Linked DNA regions of Homo sapiens: region 1 is linked to region 2. A link is an interaction called in ENCODE POLR2A ChIA-PET data of the cell type or tissue named here. Cell type or tissue: IMR-90. All regions are shown on one strand. Links, peaks and the distances in the headings refer to the core of each region. The heading gives the core; the rest is flanking DNA.

Evidence for each region. ChIA-PET counts read pairs that join two places held together with the same protein. Peaks named below come from ENCODE experiments on the same cell type or tissue, not always from the same donor. Only the 100,000 strongest peaks of a DNase experiment are listed, where the experiment ranks them.
Region 1: POLR2A ChIA-PET joins it to region 2 with 5 read pairs; 9 of 35 experiments call an interaction of 5 or more read pairs at or near these places.

Annotation. Positions count from the first base shown.
Region 1 is chr10:907,222-912,597 of GRCh38, reverse strand. All of the region lies in intron 1 of LARP4B (La ribonucleoprotein 4B), which reads left to right. Among named protein-coding and RNA genes, the nearest start is that of LARP4B, 22 kb to the left of the region's middle. In IMR-90, for the core only: no CTCF peak of the experiment used is centred there; a DNase peak (open chromatin) is centred at 2,577; H3K27ac peaks cover 137 bases.
Region 2 is chr10:960,666-966,041 of GRCh38, reverse strand. It overlaps a transcript of LARP4B not described here. Among named protein-coding and RNA genes, the nearest start is that of GTPBP4, 25 kb to the left of the region's middle. In IMR-90, for the core only: no CTCF peak of the experiment used is centred there; no DNase peak of the experiment used is centred there; H3K27me3 peaks cover 245 bases.

The DNA of each region.
Region 1 (5,376 bases), core at 229-5,228, 53 kb after region 2:
GCTCGGCCATAGAACGTCATATATTGGAGAGCAGTCTGGTTAGATAGGTGGTCTTCCAACCTAGATGTTTCTTGGTTAGATTACTGACTTTAATGAGTGGAAAAAGAAAACATTTGCAGTTTCTAGGGCCTAATACTTAAATTTGAAAAGCAGGCACAGATGAAAGGCAGAGCATCTAGATCAAGCCTGTCCTACCCTCGGCCTGGGATGGCTTTGAATGCGGCCCAACACAAATTTGTAAATGTTCTTAAAACAGTATGAAGATTTTTTTTTTTTGCGATTTTTTTTTCTTTTCTTTTCTCTCTCTCTTTTTTAAGCATCTCATCAGCTGTCATTAGTGTTAGTGTATTTTATGTGTGGCCCAAGATCAGTGTGGCCCAGGGAAGCCAAAGATTGGACACCCTTGATCTACATCTTTAAAAATCAAGGATTCCACTTTTATTAATAGACTGAATCTTGGGTCCCCCAAAGGAGGGAAACGCCATAACACCTGCCACGCAGAGCTTCCACAGTGCTTCTCACTGCAAGGACATTCCCTCAAGGTTGGTGAGTGGCCCAGTCAGCCCACTGTGACCAGCCCATCCCATATGGGAATCTTATCACTTGGTGGTGAGCACTCTCCTAACCTCCAAGTGTTCAAACTGCATCTGTCTAAATGTGTAAAGAAACAGTAGCCATCCTGCAGTAACAACTATTCAGTCAGCCACTTCCCAAACTGCAGCTTTCACCAGTGACTTGTCCGCCATTGCACACACAAAAGTCAGGGTCTCTCTCACAGTGTAAAGTAATCCCGAAAGCCCCCGAAAACCACGAAATTGGACAGCGCAATGCAAAAGGGAGCAGAGCTTTAGACCTGAGAGGAAACTACTCACAACTCTTCAGACTCCGTACTGAAAACAGAAGACCCTTCCAGAAGGGGGTGAGTGTTGCCTCTTCCTGTGTTCCGAAGCGGGTCTCAGAGTCATTAGAAGTGTCCTCTAGATTTCTTCATGTATCAAATATGGCAAAAAGAAGGAGTAGAAGTGTGGAAGGAAACAGAACAAGTCTCAGAGGAACCATTTTAGGAAGATCTTAAGCTTTCTGACAGGCAAATTAAGTTTTGTATTTTCCTCCACAAAAATCATACCAACAAGACAGGAAGCAAACAGGGATCAAACACATTTTAAGGTGAGTTTCAGTTGACTGAAAAGAGTTCCCAGAAACAGGATCCAAAAGAGGAAAAAGCAGAAAGGCTTTTTTTTTCCTTCCAAAAAAACAATAGCCAAAGTATCAGCTTTTTATACTTCTGACCGTAGAACTCTGAAAAAGAATGTTTTCAAATCTTATCATCAGATTTCAGCACAAACATAAAGTACGTTTCCCATTTAGTTTCTCTGGTTCTAAAGCCAACTTTTCCCCCAATTAGGTACACAGATTAATTATTTTAGACACTTAAAGGATGCTCATTTTGGCTACTGCTGCTCACAACTGTCCTGTGTTAGGCGGCTCCACTTTCTAAATGTAAGAGAGTGCCCCCTAAGTGCACACACATCCAGCTGATGTTTCCACAAAGACTGCTCAGATTGTAAAGTCCAATTTTGTATAATTTACTAACTTCTGAAAAGTGACAAATGGCTGGGAATGTGTTTAGGGTCTAAGTGTGATGTGACTTGGACTGTCCCTAACTGCCAGGGGACGGGAGTGCTCAAGCAGGGTACGGGGGACCAGACCCTCACACCCATCTGGAGGAGCAAAAGGGCTGTGTGCTTTTCAGTAGGAAACTAACAGGAGTTGGTCACAAATGAAAGGCTAAGCCCAGATTTTCAAATGATAGAAAACAGCTGCAATCTTAAAAGCATGCTCTATAAAACGTAACCACCAGTATCTGCCAGTCCTTTATCCCAAACCTCTGCCATGAGCAGAGGTGGAAAAACCTTGACCCAAAATCCTGGCCCTGAGGCAGAGGCAGAAAGAAGGCAGTTGTCTGCGGAACTCTTCACCCCAGTCTCTTGTCCAAAGACAGCAAAGCCCTCACTCTTAAAGGAAAGAGGGAGTTTGAAAAACAGTCCAAGTAAAATCTAGATGTTCAGCCAAAGAATGGGAGTTCCAATTTCAGGAGACCTCACACAAAACACCACATGAGACCTCTGAAGATGGAGAGTGTCACACTGGTTCCCAGCGCCACTCTCAGAAAAACCAGGTGATTGAGGGGAGACATTCTGAATCCTGCTGTCTTACATCACGTATGTCAGCCTAAAAGGAAGAAGCTGAGGCAAAATTAATATAAGTAGAGAGTTGATTTGGGCCAAGCCTGAGGATTGCAGCCCAGGTGTATGGATTCAGGTTGCTCTGAGTATACACCCCATTAGCAGAAGTTGGAAGTAGATTTTTAAAGGGAAAAAAGGCAGTTCCTGAGTTGTTTACAAAAAATGTACATCAAAATAACATAAGCTATTGATTGGCTGTACATTGTTCATCGTTGTCATAGATTTCAGGAACATGAAGATAAGGGTAAGGCAGCCAGTCAGGAACAAAATGACTAAACAATTCTGCTCAGCATGGATCTGGGGCGGGAGGCATGACAGAAGTCCCACACTCACGGCTCTCTGGGCCTGCATACCTCACATAGCTCAACTGCACTAAGCTGTTTTTCTTTTCTCAGTCACATTGTCTATTGAAGTAGGCATATAACCATAACTGGCCTGTAATTGTAATCCAATTTGTTTATAGGATGGAGATGGTACTGCTATGTCTTAGGTAATTGTCATTTGGAATAGTAAACCAAAGTAAGATTAAAAAAAAAATCTTGGAACTTAAATTCTTTTTTTTTTTAGAGATGGAGTTTTATTCTTGTTACCCAGGCTGGAGTGCAGTGGCGCGATCTCAGCTCACTGCAACCTCCGCTTCCCAGGTTGAAGTGATTTTCCAGCCTCAGCCTCCCGAGTAGCTGGGATTACAGGCTCCTGCCACCATGCCTGCCAAATTTTTGTACTTTTAGTAGAGACGAGGTTTCACCATGTTGGCCAGGCTGGTCTCAAACTCGTGCCCTCAGGTGATCCACCTGCCTTGGCCCCCCAAAGTGCCAGGATTACAGGCATGAGCCACAGAGCCCGGTCTCTTTTGTAAAAAGTACTTTTGTAAGTAACAATTTTAGGGGACATTCACTATATTTTAATATTAAACAGTTTGCATTGTTTCTGGGAAACAATTCTGGTCTGCAGGTGTAATGCCTAATATTTGAAGATTGTTGTTGGATTCTGTGCTTGGAGTCAGTGACATTGACTCTCTGAGCAACTTGGAATTTCCTTTTTTTTTTTTTTTTTTTGAGACGGAGTCGTGCTCTGTCGCCCAGGCTGGATTGCAGTGGCGCGATCTCGGCTCACCGCAAGCTCCACCTCCCGGGTTCACGCCATTCTCCTGCCTCAGCCTCCCGAGTAGCTGGGACTACAAGTGCCCACCACCATGCCCGGCTAATTTTTTGTATTGTTAGTAGAGACGGGGTTTCACCGTGTTAGCCAGGATGATCTTGATCTCCTGACCTTGTGATCTGCCCGCCTCAGCCTCCCAAAGTGCTGGGATTACAGGCATGAGCCACCGCGCCTGGCCGCAACTTGGAATTTCATAGCTCCCACGCCTGCCGTTTGGCTGTGGTGTGTAACACATGCTGTGTGCCAGGCATTGTGCTATCTGTTTCAGGTGTCCCCCAAAGGAGGAGAGGTGGGTCGGCCCCTCACCACCTGGCAAGGGAGGCCCCCCCCGTGCTGCAGCCTGCACTCCTTGACGTTTCCTTTTCTTGTTTGTAGATGAACTTGGAGGAGTCCTGGAACTTCTGAATTCTGTTTCATAGCTTTCAGTATATTTTGGAAAGGATTTTTTGACCTTTCCCTCCTGAAGAAAAAGCGGTTTTTCTCCTGCTTTCGCGTCACAACAATCAACCCAGAAGAATTCTGTGACCGCTGGTCACCAAGAAATGTGCGGGGATTTCTCCCCACCAGCAACCAATCAGTTTTACAGCAGACACCAGTGGGGCACCCTCCCCTTCAGTCTCAACACTCTACCTGGAGATAGTGTCAGGTCCCACAGAATGAGGGCTCATCCCTACAAGACTGCCCCTTCTGATGCCACTCCCACGCCACAGGTTGTTTACCCATGCTTCCTAGGATCCCCATGGCCCCCTCTTTGGGTTCCATTACTTTGCTTGACAGACTCACACAAGTAAGGAAAACATGTTTCCTGGTTTATTTTGAAGGATATTACAAAGGATGCAGATGACGAGATGTGTGGGGCAAGGTGTGGGGGAAGGGCAAGGGGCTCCCATGCCCTCTTTGGGCTGCCACTCTTTAACAACCTCCATGTGTTCAGCTATCTGGAAGCTCCCCAAACCGAGTCCTTTTTCTGTTGTTGTTGGGTCGGAGTCTTGCTCTGTCACCCAGGCTGGAGTGCAGTGGCATGATCTTGGCTCAGGCTCACTGCAACCTCCACCTCACGTGTTCAAGTGATTTCTCCTGCCTCAGCCTCCCAAGTAGCTGGGATTACAGGTGCCCGCCACCAGGCCCAGCTAATTTTTGTATTTTTAGTAGAGATGGGGTTTCACCATGTTGGCCAGGCTGGTCTTGAACTCCTAACCTCAGGTGATGCACCTGCCTCGGCCTCCCAAAGTGCTAGGATTACAGGCGTGAGCCACCGCACCCAGCCTAGGGTTTTTGTGGAAACTCCGTTACATAGGCATGATTGCTGAAATCATTGGCCATTGATGATCAACCTTCTGCCACTTTCCCCTACCTGGAGATTGGGAGTGGGCTGAAAGTCCCAACAGTCTAATTCTGCCTCGGTCTTTCTGGTGACTAGTTCCCATCCTGAAAACACCTTAGGACTGCCAGCCCAGTCATATCATTAGTATACAAAAAGACATTTATTACTTGGGAGATTCCAGGGATTTTAAGAATTCTATGCCATGAAATGGGAGGAAAACCAAATATATATATTTCACGATCTCACATCCCCCAATACAAATAATTGTTTCAGTATGTGTTTGCCACTTCGGAACTTCTTTAGTGATTTGTTTTGATAATACAATAAAAATTTTTAGTCATCACTTTGTATTTAACTCCTTTGTATGTTTAGATCCCAGGTGCACACTTAAACGGACATGCATGTATGCATATACAAAGTCTAGAGAATAAAATAAAATGAAAATGAAAATTAACTCAAAGTAATTTTGCCCTCAGCTGTGAATATTGCCTTTTCCCTTATTACACCACTTGGAATGTGCACCAGCAGAGGCCGTTCTTTGGACTCATCCCATTTTCTGGGCTTCATATTTTAAATGCTAGTTAATTTTTCCCACATTTGTTGCCACAAGATAATAAATTATTAATGTATTTACTGAGATTTTAC
Region 2 (5,376 bases), core at 317-5,316:
AGAACCCACTGTGTATTCAATTCATCTACACGTAAGTCCCTTTCTGCTTTTTCAAACAACGTTATGCTCCAAACAGGGATAAATTAAAATAATGAGTGAGTCCACCATGAGGCCTCTCTCTCCTAAACAGCAAAGCCACTGCCGGGAAGGGGCCTGAGCTCTGTTTCCATGGCTGCTTCCTTTGCTTGTTTGACATAAATCGGTTGATGATTCTAAACCAAAATGTCACTTGTTTATTGCTCATGTTAAGCAGCAGACATAACTCTCTCCCAGAAGGCAGGCATCTCCCAGTGTGTGACATTGCCATGTTTTCTTCACAGCGCCGGGTCTTGGTATCTAGTAGGTGCCAGTTAACAAATGTTTGAACGACTTGGCGCATAAACAACCGTTTCATCGATTATGTAACTAATCAGCACCTGGTTAGTGCAGAAATGCCTGTAAATGGCATGTTTCCTTTCTTCCTTAGTTTGTTTCTGCTTATATACAAATATCTGTCAGTTGCTAATTCTTCCATCGCGTCTGCTGCGTTCTTGGTGTCTCCGACCAGACTGTAAGCTGCTTGAAAATACGGATCGCCTTCGAATTGTGTAACCGAGAAACGGGGGGGAGCGGGCACCGTGTCTTTGAGATGACCCAGGAGCCGCACAGAGGTGGGGAAATGAGGGCAGAGAAACCAGCCCAGGCCTTGGGGGCCTCAGAGTCCAGGCAGGACCTGGGTTTCTGATTGTGCCTCGGAAGTGAATCAGCACCACCGCCTTCTGTCCTTGGGACGTTCCGCTGAGCACCACCGTGGGAGACGCCGACAGCCGAGCGGGGCCCTCAGCCCGGCCTTGCCCCACGGGCACTCCCAGCAGGACAGACACAGACACACGGCTGGAAGGACCCATTCTCCCAAGGAAACTGGCACTGTGTGGACCACAGGCAGGCGGGTGCTGAGCCGCGAGGACCTAGCAGGTCCCCCGTCCACTCCCGGCCTGACCCTGCATGGCTCCCAGGCAGCCCTCTCGGGCCTCAGCGTGCAAGGCAGCCCTGGGTGGAGGCCCCACCTGGGGTCATTCATCACAGCCTGTGCATCTACACTGAGTGTGTGTCAGTGTTCCATAAGCCTCACTCCCAGGGCTCCTGGTGGGGCCTGGCCCCACAGTAGGTGTTTATCTTGTCCACCGCCTCAGAGCTGTGCTGTTCTGTGCTGTCCTGAGCTGTCTACGCCCATGACAAACACACAGCTGGTGAGGTCCCTCTCTCCCCGCAGCCCCGGCACCCCACAGTCAGCACAGTCCTGGCCACTGTCGCCTTTTCATCACAAACACCCTCATTAGTTAGCGGGGCCAACAGCGTTATCTTCAGAGGGGTCAGGAAACCCGGTGTTACTCTGGGCTTAGGCTTGGACCCTGCGTTTTGTGGCCCATGACCTTTAACATCGACGTGGCCTCTGACGTCTGACATGTCCATTGAGCCAGACCTCTGCTAACTTCAGCACATTCCAGTTTTTATGAAGCCCAAATTGATCATCTGCTGCAACAGCGTTTGACATCCTGGTTTCAGGTTCCTTCGTCTATCCTTGGCCCTAATCCACAGATTTCTGGGGACTGTGCCCTAGCCCACAGGAAAAAAAAAAACAGATATAACTAATGTTACTAAAATATTACTAAAACCATATTTCAAAAAATGAATCTGGGCTGGGCATGGTGACCCACGCCTGTAATCCCAGCACTCTGGGAGGCCGAGGCGGGCAGATCACGAGGTCGGGAGTTCGAGACCAGCCTGGCCAACATGGTGAAACCCCATCTCTACTAAAAATACAAAAATTAGCCAGGCGTGGTGGCGGGCGCCTGTAATCACAGCTACATGGGAGGCTGAGGCAGGAGAATCATCTGAACCTGGGAGGCAGAGATTACAGTGAGCAGAGATCACGCCACTGCACTCTAGCCTGGGCAACAGAGCGAGACTCTGTCTCAAAAATATAAATAAAAAGATTTGGATCACCCTCAACTCACAGCCAGGTTTATAAATGGGGGCATCTACATTTTTAGGCCTTAGAACTTGTTTATGGAACTTACCACATTCTCCCTGCTATGGTTTGAATGTGTCCCCCAAAAATACATGTTGGAAACTTCATCCCCAAGGCAACAGCACTGAGAGGTGGGGCCATATGGGGGTTGTTTGAGTCACAAGGGCTCCACCCTCACGAAGGGCTTAATGCTGATGCAACTTTGAGCCTGTGCTCTCTCTTGCCGTGTGACTGACACCTTCCACCATGTCATGACACGTCAAGAAGGACCCTCGATCTTGGACTTCCCAGCCTCTGGAACCATGAGCCAAATAAACATTGACTATTTCTTAATTACCCAGCCTGTGGTGTTCTGCTATTGTGTTGCAAAATGGACTCAGACACTCCCTTACATTGTCACTGAAGGCATCTTTTCCCCTTTATTAGGTTGAATTTGTAAACTCCTGGAAGATGGGGACCATAACCCATTCATCTTTCTATTTCCCACACTTCTGTTTAGACACCAGAGGAATTATGACATTTTAATATATCCAAAAGCCCCCAGGAGAACACGCAAATGCCCAGCCCTGTGCTGATCATTCAGATTCTGCACGTTGGAGGCAGGGCCCCAGCTCCCCAAGCCATGTGCAATGGCTGGTCCTCAGAGCACATGTCAAGGAATAGCAGCGTGGTGGATAAGAAGCACGTGGTGAAAATGAACCAAGAAAGAAGATGATGGGGTGAGAAAGATCCACGGTCACTCACTTGTGAAGTCAGGGTGTCTCTGGAACTCAAGCTTCATGAACTTGACATGCTTCTGTCTTCCTACCCCATTTTAAACATATGGTTAAAAATAGCAGGTCACTGTGGTGATCCTGGGGTGGGGGAGGACCAAGGCCTGGACTACCATGGTATGTGGGGTGCAGAGAGCAGGCACCTGGCCACAGGCTGGAGGAAGGAGAAGGAGAAAGGAAATGGCAAGTCTGGGAAACGCTACTGCTGCACAGTTTAGTGCAAGCTTAGAGTGGAGAGCAACATCCAGCTACCACCTCAGCTTCTGTAGGTCAGAATTCTGTGCACGTGAAGCTCAGCCCTCTGCCCAGGGTCTCGGGAGGCTGCGTCCGGAGTTCAGGTGGTCTCATCTGGAGTTCAGGTGGTCTCCTCTGGAGTGAGTTCCGGTGGTCTTCCGAGCTCACTGAGGCTACGGCAGAAGTCAGACCCTGTGGTTGTCTGAGGGAGGTCCCTGGCTTTGGCTGGCTGTTGGCCAGTGGGAGTTCAAAGCTTAGGTCTCTGCATTCTTCCTTGAGGCCAGCCAGAGGAAAATTTTGCTTTTCAAGAGCTTACCTGATTGGGTCAGGCCTACTTGATATTATTTTTCTTTTGATTAACTGAGTCAACTGGCTTGGGACCTTGATTCCGTCTATAAATCCCTTTTGCCACATGACATTGCATAATCACAGGATTTGTATCACACCAAGCTAACAGGTTTGTCCCACACATGACAGGAGGAGGGTCACTGAGTACAGTCATCTCTGTGTCAAGGAAGCCAAATTCTTATTTTAAGCCTTGACCTCTCCCTTGCACTCTTACGGACTGAGTTGTGTGTCCCCAAATTTACATGTTGAAGTCCTAACCCCCCATGTGACTGCATTTGCAGACAGGGCCTATATGAGGGTAATAAGGTTAAATGAAGTCATATTGTTGGGCCCGAACCCAAAAGGATTGGTATTCTTTTTTTTTTTTTTTTTTTTTTGGAGATGGAGTTTCACTCTTGTTGCCCAGGCTGGAGTCCCAATGGTGTGATCTTGGCTCACTGCAACCTCTGCCTCCTGGGTTCAAGTGATTCTCCTGCCTCAGCCTCCCAAATAGCTGGAATTACAGGCATGAGCTACCACACCTGGCTAATTTTTTTTGTATTTTTAGCAGAGATGGGGTTTCGCCACGTTGGCCAGGCTGGTCTCGAACTCCCGACCTCAGGTGATCCACCGGCCTTGGCCTCCCAAAGTGCTGGGATTACAGGTGTGAGCCACCATGTCCGGCCTAGGATTGGTATTCTTATAAGAAGAGGAGATTGGGACACACAAGTGCACAGAGGGAAGATGAAAGGAAGACACAGGGAGAAGTTGCCTGCTATGGTTTGGATATTTGTCTCCCCAAACCTCATGTTGAAATATGATCCCCAGTGTTGGAGGTGGGGCCCAGTGGGAGGTGTTCAGGTTATGCCCCTGGATCCCTCATGAGTGGCTGGTGCTGTCCTGGCAGGAATGAGAGAGTTCTTGCTCTATGAGTTCCCCCAAGAGCTCATTGTTAAAAAGAGCCTGGTGCCTGCCCCCTCTCTCTCGTCTCCTCTCTGGCCACATCATCTCTGTACAAGCAGCTCCTCTTCACCTTCTGCCATGAGTGGACCTTCCCGAGGCCTCATCAGAAGCAGATGCTGGCACCACGCCGCCATGAGTGGACCTTCCCGAGGCCTCCCCAGAAGCAGATGCTGGCACCACGCCGCCATGAGTGGACCTTCCCGAGGCCTCACCAGAAGCAGATGCTGGCACCACGCTGCCATGAGTGGACCTTCCCGAGGCCTCCCCAGAAGCAGATGCTGGCACCACGCTGCCATGAGTGGACCTTCCCGAGGCCTCACCAGAAGCAGATGCTGGCACCACGCCGCCATGAGTGGACCTTCCCGAGGCCTCACCTGAAGCAGATGCTAGTACCATGCTTCTTGTACAGCCCGCAGAACCGTGAGCCAAATAAACCTCCTTTCTTTATGAATTACCCAGCCTCAGGTGTGCCTTTATAGCAACACGAATGGACTAAGACAACAGCCATCAACGAGCCAAGAAGAAATATGAGTTTCTGACCTACGTCATTTTCCTTCTCTGAAGAACTTCTTTTAACATTTCTTGCAAGGCAGATCTACTGACAACAAATCCCCTCAGGTAATTTCACTGGACACAGAACTTAGGTAGGTGGTTTTGTCTTCCCACACTCCAGCAGGCATCAGTGGCAGTTTGGCGTTCCTACTGGTGCTGGATCCACACGGGGCTTCCGCTCCTGCTGTGCTCCTCTGTGTTCTGCCTCTCTGGGGCTTTGGGCAGTGATTTTTCCCTATGCCTCGATTCTGTGGCAGACCAAAGAAAAGGTGTTGATTTTCACATTGTTGTGCTTTTTTCTTGTTCTGAGAATATAAATGATGACATCCCAGCTCCTTACATGCCAGAGTGGAGTCCTCAATGCTCTAAGGGGTCCCTGAAATTAACCGTGTTAATTACATAATTAATTCATCAATCATTTGGTAATGACCCTCTCTTCCATTCTTTTTTTTTTTTTTTTTTTTTTTTTTTTTTGAGACAGAGTCTCACTCTGTTGCCCTGGCTGGAGTGCAGTGG